Linked DNA regions of Homo sapiens: region 1 is linked to region 2. A link is a contact called in ENCODE POLR2A ChIA-PET data. All regions are on one chromosome and are shown on one strand. Each heading gives the region's core, a stretch centred on a gene start or an enhancer-like site at or near the end of the contact. The rest is flanking DNA. Distances are from core to core; before and after follow the strand shown.

Region 1 (5,863 bases), core at 3,226-5,725, 140 kb before region 2:
GTCCATTCACAGTCTGTCATGCACAAGCACAGGTCACAACCTGAGGCTTGAGGCTAACATGAGAAGTAGGGGGTAGCCCTGGGACTCCCCTGCAGGATCTGACACTACCTCCAGGTAGACGGTGTCAGAATCAAGCTGGAGGACACCCCGCTGGTGCCTGCTGCAGAACTGATAGCTTGTTTGCCGATGGGGAGAAACCCCCACATATTCTGGGGTCACAGAAGTCTTCTGTGTTGTAGTGGGACAGCAGAGGAATGTTAGCTTCAAGTCTTTTTTTCAGCTCACACCCATGAAATGTGGGAATTCTCCATTGTACAAAAGAGGGAAAACGCACATTAGATGTGTGACAATCAAACTTTCAGTACACGCTAAATCTATTGCTAAAGGGACCTCGCTCAACAAACACTTGCATGTATGTCACAAGCCAGGCAAGGGAGAGAGATGAGACCACGTGTAGTTTAACTCTACCTGGACCAGCTGTGAAAACTGAGGCTTAAAGAGTACAAGTGATTTTAATAGGGATACACATGTTTAACAAGCACTGTCAAAATACAATTATTCATCACACAGGGTAAGGTGAGTTGTGTGCAAAAACAACTTTGTGTACATTTAAGTCACTTTTTATTCTATTTTTTAAAAAATTAAAAATATGGCCAGGCATGGTGGTGCCTCATCAGAGGCAGGTGGGTCGCCTGAGGTCAGGAGTTGGAGACCAGCCTAGCCAACGTGGCGAAACCCCGTCTCTACTAAAAATACAAAAATTAGCCAGGCGTGGTGGCGCATGCCTGTAATCCCAGCTACTTGGGAGGCTGAGACAGACGAATCACTTGAACCCAGGAGGCAGAGGCTGCAGTGAGGCGAGATGACAGAGCAAGATTCCATCCCCAGAAAGAAAAAAAAAGAAAAAAGAAAAAATAGAGACAAGTTCTCACTACGGTATTTGGGCTGGTCTCGATCTCCTGAGCTCAAGCAATCCTCTCACCTTGGCCTCCTAAAGTGCTGGGATTACAGGTGTGAGCCACTGCACCTGGCCCTAAGTCACTTTTTTAAAGCAATAATAAAGCTGACTATTTAAAAAACCTTCTCAAGTGAGTCTTTGGTTTAAGGATCTCCAGCTGAAGTAAAAGGCCTCTGCAGCAACCCATCCACATCAGAACACGACACAAGCGGCCCCGCCAGGCCTGGTGTGCACAGATCAGAGGACAAAGAGCTCACCCCTGCCCTACGCAGTCACAGGGCCGAACTCCACCACTGCTGCTTCCAAAACTGATCTTGCCTCCCCCACAGGACAAGCTCCCTCCTCCAGAATATCTTTTGTCTTTTACTACACATTTGCTAATAAATAAGGTTGAATGTTTCCTGAACCGAACAAACACTCCTTTGAGCCAGTCCTACCCTAGAAAACTTCAGATGGACAGGTGGTCAGAACAGGAAAATCAAGTGCCTATGTGGCGGCTCCCCGACCCAAGCACTGTCCCAGGTGCTGGGAACACAACAGCTTCTGCCCTCAGGGGACCTTTAACAAAACACAGACACACCCAAACCTCCTGTCCCAGTCAGTCTCTCTTCCCAGCCCTGAAAGCTGCTCACAGCAGTGACCCCTGGGCAGGCTGCCCAGCGTCTCAGCATCCCCACTCCTCTCTGTATGATGGCTGACCAGCGGACGGCTCCACAAGAAAGCAGGACAGCAGGTACAGGAGGATGCTGGCAGCCTGATGCCCCCCAGGATGGCAGGTTTTTTGGACTTGGCTGAAAGAGTCACGAAAACAGTGTCTTGGGAGCTTCTGCCACACAAAGCCTGCAGGCAGCTTCACACAGCTGGGACTGCGCATGGGTGAGGCACTCTGCACTGGGTGCGGTGTGCCAGTGTGCGTGTGCCTATGTGTGCATGCCACTGTGTGTGTACATGTGTGCTTCTCACAAAGGTGTACACAGATCTGTGCTATTAAGTCTGCAACAGGGGACCTTGCGCTCTCTCCCTGGTTTGTGCCCTCTACTTTACCCACCCAAACACCAGGGAAAGAAACCACTCTGAGGGGGAACTTATGTTGTCCAGAATCAACAGAGCTCAGATCTAAAGCAGAAATACTAAAAACCTGGGGGCAGGAGAAAGAGGAAATACTACTACATGAGCTAAATCAACTTTCCTAAACGGAATCTACAGATTTTATATAAGGTTGTGAAACCACAAACTAAAACAAACAGCACATAATGTAGAGTTATAGAGGTAACCACCAGGAGAAACAGGCAGTTAACCCCCCTCCTCTGTGGGACAGAAACAGAGACAAGTTCCAGCTTCCCATCCACAGCTTGCTTTTAATTGCCCAATTTTCAACACACACACACACAAATACACACACACACACACCAAATACACACATGCACACATTTACAAACACACATGAATACACATTTATACAAACACAAATACACATATATACACACAAATACACGTACAAGCACACATAAACCAAATACACACAAATACACAAATGTACACGCCACACACAAATATACATATACACACATTTACAAACACACATAAATACAAATACACAGATACACAGAAATACACACGTACACAAACACAAATACAACATATATACACAAATATAAACACAAATACAACATATATACACATATACATACATACACATAAACACAAATACATACACACACACAAATACACACATGTACACACACATGCATAAATACAAATATACGCATACACACACACTTTAAAACGAGGGCAGGCCAGCCCCTGAGGAGGGGGAGAAGCATGGAAGGTGATGACAAGAGTGAACTTTGGGGCCAGCACGTGAGGTGGGAATCCAAGTGAGGTGGGAATCCAAGTGCAGCCTTTGACTCATTCTGCTGTGCCTCTGAGCTCCAGCTCCCTCAAAAGGAAAGCCACCAACGGCCGTACAACCTCACGGCATCATGTCTGTGCAAGAGAAGGTAGAGAGGCCAGGCACAGTGACTCACGTCTGCACTTTGGGAGGCTGAGGCGGGCGGATCACCTGAGGTCAGGAGTTCAAGACCAGCCTGGCCAGCATGGTGAAACCTCGTCTCTACTAAAAATACAAAAATTAGCCAGGCATGGTGGCAGGCGCCTGCAATCCCAGCTACTCAGGAAGTTGAGGCAGAAGAATCGCTTGAACCCAGGAGGCGGAGGTTGCAGTGAGCCGAGATCGCGCCATTGCACTACAGCCTGGGCAACAGAGCAAGACTCCATCTCAAAAAAAAAAAAAAAGAGAGAAGGTAGAGAGAAGAGTAGTGTCACGTCTCGGCCAGACCTGAGGACAGGAGAGCCTAAGCAGCCCCAGTATCCACAGAGGGCTGAGCATGATGCAAGAACCAGGGATGGAGTGACCTGGCCCAGCGCCCCTACTGAGCAGAGACGACGCAAAAGCAGGAAAAAGGGGAGGTGCAGGGACAGCAGGCAGACGGAGGCAGACGGAGGCAGACGGAGCCAGGACGGAGCCAGGGACTTCCAACTGCAGCTGCCAGGCAGGCCACTGTGTGAAGACAATGGGGGGGGGGGGCTCTTACGGTAGAAAAGCCACCCAGACCATGCCTCCTCTGACAGTTCAGGAAAACTAATTTCACATAAAAATACGCATTCAGGCTAGGCGCAGTGGCTCACGCCTATAATCCCAGCACTTTGGGAGACTGAGGCAGGTGGATCACTTGAAGTCAGGAGTTTGAGACCAGCCTGGGCAACATGGTGAAATCCTGTCTCTAGTAAAAACACAAAAATTAGCTGGGCATGGTGGCGTGCGCCTGTAATCCCAGCTACTGGGGAAGCTGAAGTGGAAGAATTGCCTGAACCCGAGAGGCAGAGGTTGCAGTGAGCCGAGATCACACCACTGCACTCCAGACTGGGCGACTGGGTGACAGAGAGAGAGGCTGTCTCAAAAACAAGAAAGACAATCCAGCACGACCATGGCTGAGATGACGGATGATGACCTGCAGGCAAGACTGACACATTCAAGTCAACTACCATGTCCCAAATTTACCAAAAACGCTCTAGTAGAAGCTGCATGATCAACGCAGCACCCCTGCAGTCATGACGGACGCAGGTAACAATCTGAGCCCTCCAGTGCCTGTCAGGGGCTCTCCTGTAAAGGAGCAGAGCGTGCTCCTGGCCAGGCACCAATTCGTGCCACTGACACTGCACTGATCTCCATAAGGCAGAGGGCCTCACAGGAGGACTTCAACCACCCCACCGTGCCGGGAACAGATCTAGCAAAAAAATCTTATCTTTTTAGATAAATTAGCTTGAGGAGAAGCGGGGAGGAGCTGAATTCTGAAAGGGTAAAGCATGAGCAAGAGTAACTGACCCACAGCAACAAGCCCAGCCACACAGAGTCTGATCTTTGTTAAAGAGTAACTGACCCACAGCAACAAGCCCAGCCCCACACACAGTCTGATCTTTGTTAAAGAGACGCTGGCCACAGTCATCCTGCACTATTCCTGTCTGAAATGCAGCCAGCCCATCAGCACTAAGGGTACTGTACTTGCATCAGGGAATTCTCGCAGTGAACTTAGGAGCTCTGGTGGCTAATGAGTAACCTGGACATGCCATAGCTACTGGCAAAAGCAAGTTACAATTTGCATTCCATGAAGTAGCAAAGAACACACTCTATAGGGGCAGGCTTGGATAAAAGCTCTTGAATTTTTACAATTATTGTCCCTGGTCATTCTTCAGGAACAGCATGCTGGTTAATGATTTCTTGTTTACAGGCTGAACTAATCAACAGAGAGGATTAGTATTCTGGGAACAGCCCAAGTTCCACAAAAAATAGTAAAGGAGCCTATGACAGATGATTATAAAATACCAAAGTACCAAAATCTTCTGTCCTTGCAATGTGCAGCAAAACTTGGTCTACAGAGTTTTAGTCTGTATATAAAGTGATTTCAGACTGGGCAGTGGCTCACGCCTATAATCCCAGCACCTTGGGAGGCTGAAGTGGGAGGGCTGTTTTGAGTCCAGGAGCTCGAGACCAGCCTAGGCAACATAGGGAGACCTGGTCTCCATAAATAATTTTTTAAAAAATTAGGTGTGGTGGTGCATGCCTGTGGTCCCAGCTACTAGGGAGGCTGAGGTGGGGGGAATCACCTGAGCCCAGGAAGTCAACACTCCAGTGAGCCAGGACAGACATCGCTGTACTCCAGCCTAGGCAACAAGGTGAGACTCTGTCTCAAAGAAATAAAGTGATTCCGCCGAGTAACCCAAAAGCCCAAAATTGACCAAGCCCAAGAATTTTTGAAGGAAGCTATAATTGCTAAAATTACTATTAAGGTGGTTAGCACAGCAGTCAGCCAAGCAAACTCTGAAATCAGGCCTGGACTGGAATGTCACTCCATGTTTTACTAGCTACGTGACCCTGGGCTATCAACTTAACCGCAACCTGCCTCGGTTTCTCTTCTTCAAATGGGTGTGCCATCAATGAAAGAGCTGTGATGAGAAGTGTGAAATAAGGAGCAAAGCACTGGTCCAGCCACGAGAAGCTACTGTGCCCATCACCAGGGATAAACTCACACGTTCTTTTTTTTTTTTTGAGACGGAGTCTCGCCCTGTCACCCAGGCTGGAGTGTGGTGGCACGATCTCGGCTCACTGCAACCTCCACCTCCCAGGTTCAAGCAATTCTCCTGCCTCAGCCTCCCAAGTAGCTGGAATTACAGGCGCCTGCCACTACGCCCAGCTAATTTTTGTATTTTTAGTAGAGGTGGGGTTTCACCATATTGGTCAGGCTGGTCTCAAACTCCTGACCTCAGGTGATCCACCCACCTCGGCCTCCCAAAGTGCTGGAATTACAGCTGGGAGTGCCTGGCCTCATCTTTTTTATTACAGCCATC
Region 2 (5,883 bases), core at 1,222-3,721:
AACATATCTGGACCCACCATATGCCAGTGTCTCCCGTTCTTCCTGAACACTCCCTCCCTGAGCCACTCCTCAACGGGGACTTCTCTTCCCCACCTTTCCTATCCAGGGACTTGCCTTCTAGGAATTAGGCCCACACTGCCTGCCTGCCCAATTTCCCCACCTCCACCCTCAGAGGTCCACTGGACAGACATGTTCATAACTAGGTAGGGAATGAGTGTGCTGCCCCAGTATCCACATCTCTGGCCACAACGCTGTGTTCATGGCTTGGCCCGTTTGCTGAGCTGGCCCTGTCGTGGTCACATGCATGGAAGACAAGAACAGCTGCCCCAACAGCTCAACTTCCAAACAAGTTCCACCAGCTCAGCTGAAGCCAACAAAAAACCATCTGCCCAACAAAGAGGCAAGGAGCCTATGGACATCCCTGGCACCCTCAGTCCCTGCCCCCAACCCCCTCACAGAAAGCATGTGGTAAGGACTGCTGACGTGAACTCAGTTCTCCAGACACCAAGCTTCAGACAAATCCTGGGGAATGGCCTCAGGGCTAGGAGCAGTCAGGCTTAAGAGGCAGGGCCACCTAAACGTCTGCTGAGAACACAGGGTGCCCCCTGCTGCCCTGCTCCTGAGAGTGTCTAGAAGTGCCCATGACGTGAGCCCACTGGAGCCCTGCTCACTCCTCGGGTGAGGCTTCTAGGGTGCTCTGGTCCACAAGCGAAACCTGGCAGGCCACAGATGGACCGGCAGGGATTAGGATGGACCATGAAAACAAACGAAAGCCCGTCCACATCAACTCACCCTGGGCAATGACGTCTTCAATGTTTTTTCCATTCAGCTCACTGATAACCTGAAGCAGACAATCACAGGGCTGTTACCAGGAATGTACGATTGTATCCCCGGCCCTCTCCCTCCCAGAGTCACAGCAGGACTGGGTTCCCCACATGGGAATAGGCCCTGAAGTTTCCAGAACTGCACTGCCCAAAGGGAGCCACCAGCCTCACTTGGGAAGTGATATAAAAATAAATGGACACTAGCTTTCTTAGACTTAGGACTGACAAAAGGACACAGGGCATCTCACTACTTATGTTGACTACTCATAGGTATCTTCAACACTGGCAAAATAAACTGGCAATGAAATTGACTTTGACTTCAGGCTGGAGTGCAGTGGTAGGATCTCACTGCAGCCTTGACCTCCCGGGCTCAAGTGACTATCCCACCTCAGTCTGGGACTACAGGCATGAGCAACCAAGCCTGGCTAATTTTTTATTGTATTTTAGAGACGAGGCCTGGTTCTGTTAGACTGCAGTGGCACAATCACTACTCAGTGCAGCCTTGACCTCTAAGGCTCAAATGATTCTCCCGCATCAGCCTCATGAGTAGCTGAGACTACAGATGTGCACCACTGCCTCCAACCATTTTTTTTTTTTTTTTTTTTTGTGGAGACCGGGTCTTGCAATGTTTTCCAGACCAGTCTCGAACTTCAAGGCTCCAATAATCCACTCGCCATGGCCTCCCAAAGCCGGGTGAGCCATGCGCCAGGACTGCTTTTTTTTTTTTTTAACGCAATCTTACGCAGCTCACTGGTATTAAACTTCCAAAGCTTGTTAATCACGATTTTGCCTCGTACCCACCCTGCTTTTTTTTTTTTTTTTCCTTTTGAGACAGGGTCTCCTTCTGCCACCCAGACTGGAGTACAGTGGCACGATCCGTGCAACCTCCATCTCCCGGGTTCGAGCGATTTTCCTGCCTCAGCCTCCCAAGTAGGGGGACTACAGGCACCCACCACCACGCCCGGCTAATTTTTGTATTTTTAGTAGGGATGGGGTTTCGACATGTTTACCAGGCTGGTCTCGAACCCCTGACCTCAGGTGATCCGCCTGCCTCGTCCTCCCAAAGTACTGGGACTACAGGCGTGAGCCACCGCGCCCGACCTCCGCCCGGCTTACTTCTCTATCCAAGAAATCGCCAACTAGACTGAAACGAGCCTCTCCCCGAACCCTCCAGCATGTGGCCGGATCAGGCAGAAGAATCGCCTGTATGGGACACTGGGGCCCCACGGCGGCTGCGGGGCAAGGGCGGCCGCTACCTTGTTGAGCCGGTCGTCGTCCGCCTCGATACCCACGCTGTCCAAGATCTTCTTGATGTCCTTGGCGCTGGGGGAGGAGTTGCCCCCTAGGGCAGCCAGCAGGTAGGAGGCGACGTAGCGCATCCTGAGGCGGGCGGAGAGGACGCGACGGCGGAGTTACCCCGGCGGCCTCCTGCCGGCCCATCCCGGGGCCGCCGGGCGAGGCCGCGCGTGGCTCGGCCCGTAGGCCTCCGTCCCAAAAATACCCCGCCGCCCACCCCGCATCCCCACGGACTCCGCGTCCCCAGCCGGCACCCCGGGCCCGGTCACCACACTCACGCGGCGGCGTCTGCGGCGGAGGCGGCGGAGAAGTCTCACGCGTGCGACCTCGGTGGCGACAGGGAGGAAAAGGAAGGCGCCGACGCAAGAGGCGGGGTTAAACCGCTACCCAGAAGGCTCTGGGACCCGTGCGCGGCGCCGCATGAGGCGCCTCAGAGTGACGTCACGAGGCGCTCAGCCAATGACGACGGGGAGGGAGTCGTTGACTCCTTCCCCCTCCCCCTTCCCAGCCCCCGTCAGGCACTTTTCGCGGCAAAGGCGAAGGGCAGCAGTTCCGGAAGTGACTGCTCTTATAGCGTGGGGCGAAGGGCCACCGAAACTCGTGGGGGCGTTGGACGAAGCGAGTCCAAAGGGACGGCATCTGCCTTCGGTACCTAGCACCCCCAGCATGCCACGCGGCGCCTACAGCTCCCAACATGGAGCGCGGCCGCCACGCCCGGGACTCAACCTTTGCCAGCGAACTGCAAGTCCCATGGTGCACCGCTGCCGGAAGTGGCCTGCGCCGCGGGCCTACCCGGAACGGCGCGTGGGCCCGGGCAGAAGCTGCTGGCGGTAGGCTCGCCTTGACTCCTTGGTGGTTCCCTGGCCGCGGCGACCGGTGGTCCCACGTCCAGCCGGGCTCAGTGAGGTGAGCCAGCCGCCTCGGACTTAGCGACTGCGGCCCTATCTGGGAGGCCGCCCCCGCACTGCGGTGTCAGGGCATCCTGTCAGAGGACGAGCGCGGGCCTTGGAGGGCAGGACAATGACGTGAGGCAGCGTCGCCCGCTCACCCCTGCGAGGAGTGAGGTCTGAGTGGTCAGCCCCTGCGCTGGCCGCTTTGGCCCGGAACTGACCTCGGTGTCCATGTGGACATCAGCACCTCAGGGACCCCGCTACATTCTCGGGTCCTGGGAGGGAACAGGGTTGGCCCTGCCTCCTAAGGACTTGAGTTCTTGTGCGAGGACGCAGGAGGTGAATAGGGAGGCGATCCGAAGGACAGGGACAGAGGGAGACTTGGTCCTCTGGGCAGCCTGAGAAAGCTTGAGCTGAGAGATGAGAAGGAGCCATCCCTGCCAATATCCCGGGCGAGCACCAGGAACAGGGTCAGATGCAGGTATCTACCGTGTTAGCAGGCAGCGCCAGCTCCCGTTGGGCTCTAACAGCAGTGCAAACCCTGGGGTGTGTATACGTCAAGCACTGGAACTCGACTTCACAGTCGCCTTCTGTGGCCTCGTTATCATTACCCCCATTTTATAGATGAGGCAGTTGGGTACAGAAAGGTTTTTTTGCTCAGGGTCACACATCTGGGGTAAAGGCGGGAAACCATCTTGGGAACAATGGGACTTTTCTTATTTTGTAATTTTTGAGACTGGGCCCCATTCTGTCGCCCAGCCTGGAGTGCAGTGGCTCGATCACAGCTCGCTGCAGCCTCAACTTCCTGGGCTCAGGTGATCCTCCCACCTCAGCCTCCTAGCGGAGACCACAGGCGTGTGCCACCACACCCGGCTAAAATTTTTTGGTAGAGACAGCGTTGTCCAACATGGGCTCAAGCGATCCTCCCACCTGGGCCTCCCAAAGTGCTGGGATTACAGGCGTGAGCTACCGCGCCCGGCCCCAACTTTTTTTTTTCTTTTTTTCTGAGGAGTCCCACTGTTCCCCAGGTTGGAGTGCACTGGTGAGATCTTGGCTCACTGCAACCTCTGCCTCCTGGGTTCAAGCGATTCTCCTGCCTCAGTCTCCTGAGTAGCTGGGATTACAGGCACCCACTACCATGCCCGGCTAATTTTTGTATTTTTAGTACAGACGGGGTTTCACCATGTTGGCCAGGCTGGTCTCAAACTCCTGACTTCAAGTGATCTTCCCACTTCCGCCTCCCAAAGTGCTGGGATTACAGGCACGAGCCACTGTGCCCAGCCCCATCTCACTTTTTTTTTATTATCCCAAACAAACTCTGTACCTATTAAAGTCCCTATTCCCTGCTCCCCCACCCTTGATAAACACATTCTACTTTCTCTTCCTATGATTTTGACAACTGTAGCACCCCGTAAGACTGAAATAATACAGTATTTTGCCTTTTGTGTCTGGCTTTTTTCATTCAGTGTATTTTCAGATTTCAAGTACCTACCTAAAAGGTAGATGCTAAGACAAATTTAATATAAATACAGAGTAGTTTATGTGGGCCAGGCTTGAGGATTGCGTCCTGGGAACATAGATTCAAGTTGCCCTGAATTTACACTTTGAGGAGCAGCAGTTATAAGTGGATTCTATTTATTTATTTATTTTTGAGACTGAGTCTTGCTCTGCCGCCCAGGCTGGAGTGCAGTCGCGTGATCTTGGCTCACTGCAACCTCTGCCTCCCAGGTTCATGCCACTCTCCTGCTTCAGCCTCCCAAGTAGCTGGGACTACAGGCGCCTGCTACCGCGCCCGGCTAAGTTTTTGTGTTTTTAGTGGAGACGGGGTTTCACCGTGTTAGCCAAGATGGTCTCGATCTCCTGACCTCGTGATCTACCCTCCTCGGCCTCCCAAAGTGCTGGGATTAGAGGCGTGAGCCACCACGCCCGGCCTATTTTTTTATTTTTTTGAGACGGAGTATTGCTCTGTAGCCCAGGCTGGAGTGCAGTGGCGCAATCTCAGCTCACTGCAAGCTCCGCCTCCCGGGTTCACACCATTCTCCTGCCTCAGCCTCCCGAGTAGCTGGGACTACAGGCGCCCGCCACCACGCCCAGCTAATTTTTTAGTAGAGACAGGGTTTCACCTTGTTAGCCAGGATGGTCTCGATCTCCTGACCTGATCCACCCGCCTCGGCCTCCCAAAGTGCTGGAATTACAGATGCGAGCCACAGCGCCCAGCCTGTTTTTTTTTTTTTTTTTGAGAGGGAGTCTCACTCTCACCCAAGCTGGAGTGCAGTGCCGAGATCTCAGCTCACCGCAACCTCCGCCTCCCGCGTTCAAGCCATTCTCGTGCCTCAGCCTCCCCAGTAGCTGGGATTACAGGCGCCTGCCACCACACCTGGGTAATTTTTGTATTTTTAATAGACACACGGTTTCACCATATTGGCCAGACTGGGCTTGAACTCCTGACCTCAAGTGATGCGCCCACCTCAGCCTCACAAAATGTTGGGATTACTGGCGTAAGCCACAGCATCAGGCCTGTGGTTGGTTTTTAAAAAGATCTCTTGGCCGGGTGCGGTGGCTCAAACCTGTAATCCCAGCACTTTGGGAGGCCGAGGCGGGTGGATCACGAGGTCAGGAGTTCGAGAACATCCTAGGTAACACGGTGAAACCCCGTCTCTACTAAAAATACAAAAAAATTAGCCGGGCGTGGTGGTGGGCGCCTGTAGTCCCAGCTACTCAGGAGGCTGAGGCAGGAGAACGGTGTGAACCCTGGAGGTGGAGCTTGCAGTGAGCCGAGATCACGCCACTGCACTCCAGCCTCTGGGACACAGCCAGACTCCATCTCAAAGAAAAAAAAAAAAAAGATCCCTCCAGGCCCTACATGGAAGGGG

The links. ChIA-PET counts read pairs that join two places held with the same protein, here RNA polymerase II (POLR2A).
Region 1: POLR2A ChIA-PET joins it to region 2 with 12 read pairs in activated CD4-positive, alpha-beta T cell. The contact joins the enhancer-like site here to the promoter of RPLP2 in region 2. POLR2A ChIA-PET finds 5 or more read pairs at or near these places in 4 of 52 experiments (H1, HepG2, WTC11 and 1 more).

The regions. Positions count from the first base shown.
Region 1 is chr11:951,228-957,090 of GRCh38, reverse strand. The region is part of intron 1 of AP2A2 (adaptor related protein complex 2 subunit alpha 2); the gene reads right to left. Among named protein-coding and RNA genes, the nearest start is that of AP2A2, 28 kb to the right of the region's middle. RefSeq lists enhancers at 1,067-1,728, 1,729-2,392, 2,500-3,108. Within about 2 kb of position 4,475, at least 4 of the 41 ENCODE cell types and tissues checked have a DNase peak (open chromatin) inside an H3K27ac peak, as active enhancers do.
Region 2 is chr11:806,555-812,437 of GRCh38, reverse strand. RPLP2 (ribosomal protein lateral stalk subunit P2) reads right to left here and starts at 2,471. Exons shown (of 5, transcript NM_001004.4): 1 at 2,399-2,471; 2 at 2,081-2,204; 3 at 793-841. The coding sequence starts at 2,203. SNORA52 (small nucleolar RNA, H/ACA box 52) reads right to left here and starts at 757; the gene lies at 624-757. It also overlaps a transcript of PIDD1 not described here. RefSeq lists enhancers at 1-391, 392-1,132, 2,796-2,985, 3,136-3,235, 3,246-3,535 and a silencer at 2,156-2,425.